Linked DNA regions of Homo sapiens: region 2 is linked to region 1. A link is a loop called in an ENCODE intact Hi-C map of the cell type or tissue named here. Cell type or tissue: mesothelial cell of epicardium. All regions are shown on one strand. Region 1 has its middle 41 kb from the start of MIR4686. Region 2 overlaps C11orf21 (chromosome 11 open reading frame 21).

The links. Peaks named below come from ENCODE experiments on the same cell type or tissue, not always from the same donor. Only the 100,000 strongest peaks of a DNase experiment are listed, where the experiment ranks them.
Region 2: a loop joins it to region 1, with 21 times the contacts of the local background. A loop is called at or near these places in 9 of 110 quality-filtered maps.

The regions. Positions count from the first base shown.
Region 1 is chr11:2,211,339-2,216,338 of GRCh38, forward strand. No RefSeq gene overlaps it. Among named protein-coding and RNA genes, the nearest start is that of MIR4686, 41 kb to the left of the region's middle. RefSeq lists enhancers at 1,075-1,645, 3,367-3,927. In mesothelial cell of epicardium, no CTCF peak of the experiment used is centred here; DNase peaks (open chromatin) are centred at 50, 1,563, 1,771, 2,355 and 2 weaker places.
Region 2 is chr11:2,290,643-2,295,642 of GRCh38, forward strand. C11orf21 (chromosome 11 open reading frame 21) reads right to left here. Exons shown (of 4, transcript NM_001329958.2): 4 at 4,986-5,000. Among named protein-coding and RNA genes, the nearest start is that of C11orf21, 8.8 kb to the right of the region's middle. In mesothelial cell of epicardium, no CTCF peak of the experiment used is centred here; DNase peaks (open chromatin) are centred at 2,569, 3,049, 3,899, 4,449 and 1 weaker place.

The sequences.
Region 1 (5,000 bases):
TGTCTCCGGGTGCACCGCAGGCGACCAGTTAATGGTTAAACCAAGGGGAGAAGGATGGCAGCTCTGCCTGAGGCCAGGGTGGGGGAGCTGCCTGGCGTGGTGTGGGCACCAGCTCCCCCCACCCCACAAGGGCACAGTCGTCCTACACTGGGGCTCCCAGTGGGCAGAGAGAGCACACGGCTTCTCCCCTGTTTTAGAACTAGCCTCCCAGCAACCCTGGAGCCGGGAGACAAGTCCAGAGGAAGCTGCTGGAGTCCCCAGCAAGACACCTGCCCCGACCCCTCCACACCAGGCAGGCGCCCAGGCTGTGGGAGCTGCTCAGACGCTTGAGAGCCGGCCACTCTCTGTGTACTCCAGACCCACGGGCCAGGAGTGGGCATGCAGTTAGAGCCCCGTGAGCAAGCCTCACACAGCTGTGGGACGTCAGCAGCACAGCTGCCATGGGAAATGCCCTGGCCGGTCCACGCAGGCCGGTTACCCCCAGCACTACCGTGTGACCAGCAATCCCACCCCAGGTCTATCCCCAGAAGTGAAAGCAGGGACTCAGGCAGACACGTGCACACCCATGTTCCCGGCAGCATCACTCACCAGAGGCAACAGGTGGAAACGACCCCGGCATGCACCAACCACGAAAACGACGAGCCCAGGCCGGGCATGGTGTCTCACGCCTATAATCCCAGCACTTTGGGAGGCCGAGGCGGGTGGATCACGAGGTCAGGAGATCGAGACCATCCTGGCTAACACGGTGAAACCCCGTCTCTACTAAAAATACAAAAAATTAGCCAGGCGCGATGGCAGGCGCCTGTAGTCCCAGCTACTGGGGAGGCTGAGGCAGGAGAATGGCGTGAACCCGGGAGGCGGAGCTTGCAGTGAGCAGAGATCGCACCACTGCACTCTAGCCTGGGCGACAGAGTGACACTCCGTCTCAAAAAAAAAAAAAAGACGAGCCCACTGTGGTCTGCCTGTACAATGGAACATTATTGGGCCATGCGAGGAATGATGGACAGATGCAGGCTGCAGCATGGACAGGCCTCACCAACGCCACATTCGGTGGAAGAGGCCGGGCACACAACGCCGCGTGGTGATGGACTCCCTTTATATGAAATGTCCAGAATAGGCAAATCCATAGGGACAAAAATAGATGGGTGGCCGCCCAGGGAGGGGGGTGGTGGAGACGGGGAGTGACCGCTCAGTGACAGGGTTTCCGCCTGGGGGATGCACGTGCTCCAGAGCTAGACCGAGGTGAGGGTCGCACAGCACTGAGATCGTGCTGGATACGCTGGATTGTGCACTGAAAATAGCTAATTCTGGGTATGTGAACTTCACCTCCTTTTAAAAATGACAGCCCACTGAGACAGACACACAAACAGTGGGTCCCTGAGTGTGGGAAACCAAGACGGGCTGGGGCCGAGGCCAGGCCACAGACCCCAGTCGGGCGGCCTGGCTCACTCCCAGCTCTGCCTGGGGCTGGCCACGGCCTTGATCTGTGCCTTGATCTCCAGGTTTGTGGCCCTGAGCCTCCCGTGGCACCATCCCAGCTCCTGTTGAGCATGGCCCTCCCTGGGAGCCACTGTGGCCACACACACACTCCTCCGAGCACGTTTGTCCAGTCCATCCACTCTTTCTCACAATGTCCTGAAGACCTGCTAGGCAGCAGAAGCTGGCCCTGCTGGGGGAACGCAGGAGTGGGCAGGCTGCCCTGGCTCCTGCTAGCATGGAGCACACAGCCCCAGGGGCAACAGGCAAACCCCAGGAGACCCCCACCTGCAGCCTGGAGAGGGGTGCAGGCAGGGCATGCAGCAGGGGCCAGCCCCATCCCAACCTCCTCCAGCCCCTCCGGCCAACTGGCCTGCAGGCTATGCCGGGTGCCCTCATTGGCCTCTGGGCTTTTTCTGTTTTGTAACTGGTAGCCTTTTTTTTTTTTTTTTTTTTTTTTTTAAAGAACACACTTTAAGGTTTATAGAAAATGGAGCAGAAAGTACAGAAAGTTCCCTGATGCTCTACCCCCTGCCCAGCCCTCCCCCATGCCTGCAGTCTCCCCGTTACTGGCCTCTTGCATCGCTGTGGCCAGGAACCCATTGGACATTTTTTAAAGTCGCATACTTTTTATTGGGGCAAAAAACACATCACATCAATGTACTGTCCTAAATGTACACTGTTTTTCAATGCACAGTTCAGGGGCATTAGGGACACTCACACTGGTGTGCAGCCCTCACTGCCATCCATCTCCGGAACCCTTTCATCTTCCCGAGATGAGACTCTGTCCCCATTCAAAGCAAACTCCCCACCCCTCCCCCAGCCCCTGACACCCACTGTTCTACTTCCCGTCTCTGCGGATTTGATGACTGTAGGAGCCTCATGTGAGTGGCAGCACACAGCGTCCGTCCTTCCGTGTTTGGCTTTTCCCGCTGAGCCCCTGCCTCAGGTCCACCCCGTGACAGCGTGGGTCCGGATCCCCCACCGTATGAGAAGATCGCACTTTGCTTATCCACGCTGATGCTTTTTAAAAAACATTTCTGTTTATGTAATTGACAAATAACAATGCATATATTTATCCTGCACTACACGTTGTTTTGAAATACATCAATACTTAATTATTATGCAAAGGCCATAGTTTACATGAGGCTTGGAGCTCGGTGTTATAAGTTCTATGGGTTTGGACTAATACTACCCTGTATCCACTGTTACAGCACCCCATAGAGGGGTTCCACGGCCCCGAAATCCTCCATGCTCCACCTGTTTGTTCCTCCTGCCTCCCTAACCCCTGGCAGCCGCTGACGTTTGTCTTCATGGTTTTGCTGTTTCCAGAATGTCCTAAGGGTAGAACCCTACAGGATCCTACAATCCTTTGCAGCCTGGCCTCTTCCACATGTCGAGTTAGCGGTTTCTCCCTGTCTTTTTGTGGCCTGTAACTCATTTCTTCCACGGGCTTCTAGACAGGCTCAGTTCTCTCCCATCTTAAATACTCATCCCTTGAGTCCACAGACTGCCACACAGCTCGTGCCAACCTCTTTACTTCACATTAAATGTCTGGAAAGAGAGAAGGCCTGTCCACTCCCTTTCCCTGTCACCTCATGCCACCTCTCTTCTAACCACAGTCCAGGTCAGTCAGCTCCCGCACTGCCAAGGGGCCCAGTGCTTTGGCCTCCAGCCCTGGAGACCTCCTCCTGCCTTCCCAGCCCCTCATCTGTTTCTTCCCCGCTCTGCTGCTCCTCCCCAGGTCCTTGCGGGACGGCCTCTTCCACTGGGTCCGGAGCTGCTCCAGACGGCCTCCTCTCATCTTCCTGCCACAGTTGCCGGCTACACGCAGGCCACAGTCCGTCTCCCGCTAGGCCGCCTCCCTCTCCCCTGTGCTCCAACCCAGAAGCCAGCTGCCCTCTGTCACTCTCAGACGACAGACGGCAGCACGGGTCCAGCTGCCCCAGGCCCGAGCCCCGGGGCTCCTCACCGCCTGGGCCTCCTCGCCAGGCCGGACCTTGATGCTGGGTACTACTGCCCTGCCACCTGCCCTGCCACCTGCCCCGCTGGCAGCTGCTCCTTCCTGCCCCCACATTCTGTCCTTCAGACACGCCATCGGGAGGGCAGTGACATCTCCGTGGTCTCCCTTTACCCTCCTGCTCTGCCACTCTGCCTCTGCTCATCCTCCTCTGGGGAGTCAGCCTGACCTCTGCAAACATGGGCATCAGTGGGCACGTCTCCGTGCTTAGAGGCCCCCAGGGCTATCCGTCGGCCTTTGGTAAAGTCACAGGCAGAACCCACACAGAGCCTTTGTGCTAGGACTAGGCCGGCCCACCTGCCTCCCCAGGCTTTGGGTGGTGCCCACCCACCCCAGCCTCTGCAGGTCCATGCCTGACTAGCCGCAGGGCCTTTGCACACCTGCATTTTGCCCAAATTAACTCTACTGGACCCTCTCCTGTGAGGAAGGCTCCGCAGCCTCCCCAGCCAGGCCACACACCCCAGTCCTCGTTCAGGGGTACACATTTGTCCCCTTCATACACAAGCCAGGCTCCACTCTGGGCACTGGGTCACAGCCAGGAGCAAAACAGACCCAGTCCTAGAACCCGCAAAGCATCCACCCTGGGGGAAAGGAAGCAGAGATCAGAGGTGTCACTGAGCACACAGAAGCTCGAGGTGCTAAATTCCATGGAATGGAAGCCAGGAGTAGCCAGAGGGAGCACGGGTGCTGGGGGGTAGGTGAGGGTGACTGAGACAGCCACTGGGGGGTACGTGAGGGAGGACCGGGACGGGCGCTGAGGGGTAGGTGACGGGGGACCGGGACGGGTGCTGGAGGGTACATGAGGGAGGACTGGGACAGGCGCTGCGGGGGTAGGTGAGAGGGGACCCGGAAGGCCGCTGGGGAGTAGGTGAAGGGGACTGGGACGGGTGCTGGGGGGGTAGGTGAGGGGGGACCGGGACGGGCGCTGGGGGATAGGGGAAGGGGGACCAGGACGGCCACTGTGGGGTAGGTGAGGGGGGACCGGGAGCAAGTCCCAGACAAGTGAGTTTTCAGAAGCCCGCGAGGCCCTCAAGTGGACAGGCCAAGTGTGTGACCAGGGCTTGGGGAGACGTGAGGGTGAGGTAGCTGTCTGCAGAGGGTGCAGGAGAGCAGCCACCCAGGAGGCCCACCTGGGGCCCTCAGTGTCAGAGGCCGCGGAGCCTGGCTTCTGCTTGCCCCCACTGCCCCGGGCCTTCTCCTGCCCTGACCCACAAGCCCTGTGGGGGTCCCTGCCCGGCCCAGATCCCCCCACTATATCCCAGTGTGTCCAGTAGGTGCTCAGTCAGTGCCAGCAGACTGGATGGATGCAGCTGGACCAAGAGGCACTCCGGACAGACCCCCAGAGGAGCTGAGGATGGGGCCTCCCTGCGGGATGCACTGGGCGCACCGGATGCTCAGGGTGGTCTCACCATCGTGCCCCCTTCACAGAGAGGACCCTGAGCCTGGGATGCGCAGGTCCTCACCTGAGGAAAGTAGGCACCAGCCAGGTGTAACCTGGGCCAGA
Region 2 (5,000 bases), 79 kb after region 1:
GCTGGGGCCCAGACTCCCAGGAGGATGCCACTGCTGCCCAGACCTACTGCAGTGCACAGCAGAGCGGCAAGGGCCCCTGGTGCGTTGAGCAAACTTCCAGGCTTAAAAAGAGCGTGGCTGCCTCATCCCTCCACCACCCAGAGCTGGCTCAGGCCACGTGTGACCCACCCTACCCTTAACAAGGCAGCTCCGGGAGTCCTGGAAGATGAACATCCCGCTCAGCTAGGGCGACACTGTGCCAATCCCTCCCATGGGCTTCCACCTGTACCTCTTGTTTTCTACACAGCTTTATTGAAATATAATTCACATACTATAAAATTCACTGTTTTAACTGTACCATTCAGGGGCTTTTAGTATATTCACAGAAGCATGCCTCCCTCAGCACCCCCAAAAACAACTCCCCGCTTTAGTATATTCGCAGAGGCGTGCCACCCGCAGCACCCCCAAAAACAACTCCCCACTTTATTCGCAGAGGCGTGCCTCCCGCAGCACCCCCAAAAACAACTCCCCGCTTTAGTATATTCGCAGAGGTGTGCCTCCCGCAGCACCCCCAAAAACAACTCCCCGCTTTAGTATATTCGCAGAGGTGTGCCTCCCGCAGCACCCCCAAAAACAATTCCCCGCTTTATTCACAGAGGCATGCCACCCGCAGCACCCCCAAAAACAACTCCCCGCTTTAGTATATTCAGAGGCGTGCCACCCGCAGCACCCCCAAAAACAACTCCCTGCTTCAGTATATTCACAGAGGCGTGCCTCCCGCAGCACCCCCAAAAACAACTCCCTGCTTTAGTATATTCAGAGGCGTGCCTCCCTCAGCACCCCCAAAAACAACTCCCCGCTTTAGTATATTCACAGAGGCGTGCCACCCGCAGCACCCCCAAAAACAACTCCCCGCTTCAGTATATTCACAGAGGCGTGCCACCCGCAGCACCCCCAAAAACAACTCCCCGCTTTATTCACAGAGGCGTGCCACCCGCAGCACCCCCAAAAACAACTCCCCACTTTATTCGCAGAGGTGTGCCTCCCGCAGCACCCCCAAAAACAACTCCCCGCTTTATTCACAGAGGCGTGCCACCCGCAGCACCCCCAAAAACAACTCCCCGCTTTAGTATATTCAGAGGCGTGCCACCCGCAGCACCCCCAAAAACAACTCCCCGCTTTAGTATATTCAGAGGCGTGCCACCCGCAGCACCCCCAAAAACAACTCCCTGCTTCAGTATATTCACAGAGGCGTGCCTCCCGCAGCACCCCCAAAAACAACTCCCTGCTTTAGTATATTCAGAGGCGTGCCTCCCTCAGCACCCCCAAAAACAACTCCCCGCTTTAGTATATTCACAGAGGCGTGCCACCCGCAGCACCCCCAAAAACAACTCCCCGCTTCAGTATATTCACAGAGGCGTGCCACCCGCAGCACCCCCAAAAACAACTCCCCGCTTTATTCACAGAGGCGTGCCACCCGCAGCACCCCCAAAAACAACTCCCCACTTTATTCGCAGAGGCGTGCCTCCCTCAGCACCCCCAAAAACAACTCCCCGCTTTAGTATATTCACAGAGGCGTGCCACCCGCAGCACCCCCAAAAACAACTCCCCGCTTTAGTATATTCAGAGGCGTGCCACCCGCAGCACCCCCAAAAACAACTCCCCGCTTTAGTATATTCAGAGGCGTGCCACCCGCAGCACCCCCAAAAACAACTCCCCGCTTTAGTATATTCGCAGAGGCGTGCCACCCGCAGCACCCCCAAAAACAACTCCCCGCTTTAGTATATTCAGAGGCGTGCCTCCCTCAGCACCCCCAAAAACAACTCCCCGCTTCAGTATATTCACAGAGGCGTGCCACCCGCAGCACCCCCAAAAACAACTCCCTACTTCAGTATATTCACAGAGGCGTGCCACCCGCAGCACCCCCAAAAACAACTCCCCGCTTTAGTATATTCACAGAGGCGTGCCTCCCTCAGCACCCCCAAAAACAACTCCCCGCTTTAGTATTTTCACAGAGGCGTGCCACCCGCAGCACCCCCAAAAACAACTCCCCACTCACTAGCAGCCGCTCCCCTTGCCCCAGCCTCTGCCAAACACTGACCCACTTCCCACCTCCATGGAGTTGCACGTTCTGGACATTTCATACAAATGGGGTCCTCTGATTCCCCACCCACAATTTTTAATCATACTTAACTTCCAAATAAAGACAAAGTCAAATCCCTCTTCCACCCAACAAGATGTGGCCAAGCGTATACAAGAGAACAGCATGTCCCCCTCTCCCCCAGAGAAGAGGAGAGCCCCTGATCCTGATTCATCTCTGGGTGTTCTTCCCCTTAAAAAAAAAAAAAAAAAATCAAAGGGGGAATAGGATTCAGCTGGAATGGGATTCAGCTGATTCTCATTCTCCCTTTGATATCCTAATTTTTTTTTTTTTTTTTTTTTTTTTTTTTTGAGACAGACTCTGTCAGCCAGGCTGGAGTGCAGTAGTGCAATCTCGGCTCACTGCAACCTCCACCTCCTGGGTTCAAGCAATTCTCCTGCCTCAGCCTCTCACATAGCTGGGATAACAGGCACGGGCCATCACGCCCGGCTAATTTTTGTATTTTTAGTAGAGACGGGGTTTCACCACATTGGCCAGGCTGGTCTCAAACTCCTGACCTCAGGTGATTCGCCTGCCTCAGCCTCCCAAAGTGCTAAGATTACATGCCTGAGCCACCGTGCCCAGCCTGATAGCCTAAAATTTAAACACTGAGATGTTTGAAATAATTAAATATCAACTACTATCAAACGTACACTTCATACACTAGTACCGTATGAAGTGGTAGGGAATGGAAGAGGAGAAGAAACAGTGGCTAATGTGGTCCTACCCAATACACTCGGATCAAAATAAGAAACACGCACACCTGTGATAGGCTTCGTTTCTGCAGCAGCCGAGCAGCGGGAACTAGCGTTTCAGCCTCCGTCTCCCGCATAGCCTTCGCCTCCGCAAGCACTCAGCTGATGTGGCTCTTTGCCTGGTGGGATGCCCTAAGCCTTCATTCCTGGAGAGCCTGGGTCCTGAATGACCCTGCTTGGATCAGGGGTGATGGTTTTCCATGATTTTAATCACAGGACATGGGAACCTTAAGAGGCGCTGCAGGGGACCCTCCGCATTCCAGACGTGCTCCTCCTCATCCTCCTTGTGCAACCCGGCCGATTCCGCCCGATAAAATCAGTCCCGTGGCCCGGGCAGTAACTGCCTTTTTTACCTATTGATTCTCTGCAGTGAGGATCCCAAAATGGCCTGGTGCAATCTCACCTTCCAGTCTGGTGGAGCCGTTGGTGTCTCTGCGGGAAACTCTCCTCCCTCGAGAACTCAGACTTCTACACCAAGAGGACCTAGAGTTGTGGGGACAGGGAGCAAACACATCACCAGCAGAATGTCATGAGGGTGAAGAGAAGCCATTGCCACTTCCCCTTCTGGACTCCCAGAACCGTGAGGTCTGGGCGGCAGGAGAAACCGCTCCATAGACTGACTCTAATTCAGAGCCTGGACCGCCTCCTGGAGGACACGGCCCTCTCTGCAAAGCGTCCCCACTCAGCAGGCGCCGTGTGAGTCTCCCGAAGGCCATTCCACGGTCCTGTTCGTGAGCTGCTTCGGGGAGAGGAGGACCACGGAAGACCTCCAAGGTCACAAGCATTGGGCCTTTGCCCTACTCCATTAACTGTGGTGAATTCCTTGAGCAGCAGTGTGAGAATGCCGAATGAGGCGCTCCAGAGTCCACAGGTGGTTTCGGCAAAAGCACCGTGGGCAAGGAGGGCCAGTCCACCTGCAGAGCAAGCCTCTATCCTGGTGAAAGCGCAGCGGTGCCAGTTCCATGCCGGCAGCTGTCTCATATCATCCACTCCACCTGGAGGCTGGCAGATCCCCTGCAACACTGGGGCAGGCGGGCACTTAGTGGATGGGCCTTGGTGAGTGGAGCCCCTGTGCCGATCCCATGTGTGACCTCCATCCCTGCTACCACAGTCTCTATCTTCACCAGCCTGCTGACAATGACAGGGTGGCTGGGGAAGGAGCCTGACTGATGCCCAAAGAAAGGGCCATCTTGTCTACCTGGTCACTGAGCTTCTCCTCGGCTGAGGCGGTTGCCCTTTGGCAAATGTCACATGGGCTGCGAGGATCTTCACGCTCTGCCCTTTCAGAGACCTCTAACCACACAACACTTCCCCACACCTCCTGCTACCGTTTTCCCAAATGTGTTCCTTTCAAGTCCCTGACCATCCATCTGGCCAAGCCAGGAGCAACTGACCATGAGTGGGTGGCACCTGTAGCTCCGAACTCTCCTTCCAGGAAAAATGAAAACACCTAGGGGCCCTGCCCAGAGTATGGACCACGGGTGTTGGAACCACTTTTTCATGTAACTTGCTTGTGACTTCAGGGCCTGCCTGAGCCCCGGGTTGTATATTGCTGCTTCCACTTGAAGACAGAACACAGCTGTGCATGCCCAACTCTGTGGCTCGCTGGGTCCAGCAACATCCCACTCATGACGTACAGTTCAGATCACGTGGCGACTTAGTGGCCTGTCCAGTCTCTATGGAGGCCTGGACGCAATCCACAGAGTTATCCAGAGAGGATGGCAGAGCTTGACTCCAAAATCCTAAGGGCCCTGGGCTGTGATTCACCTGCAGGAGCCTATCATGGCCCCCACGCAGCATCCTTACCTGCCACAGACACCTCAAATGCCATGGGATCTGTTGGTCCCGTGGCTCAAGTGGCTCAGCAGCTTTCATGACCACATGCACTTGCTGCAGAGCCTTCTCTTGTTCTGGGACTCCCAGAAAGCAGACAGCATTTTAGGTCATTCCTACATGGGTTTTCCTACCCATGTCTTCCTACCTACCCGTGGGTCATATGGCCCATGTTGCAAAACATTTTGGAAAAGGCAAAACTATGCAGACAATGAAATGATCAGTGGTTTCCAGGAGTCAGTGGGGAGGGAGGGAAGAATAAATGGAGCACAGACGGATTTTAGGGCAGTAAA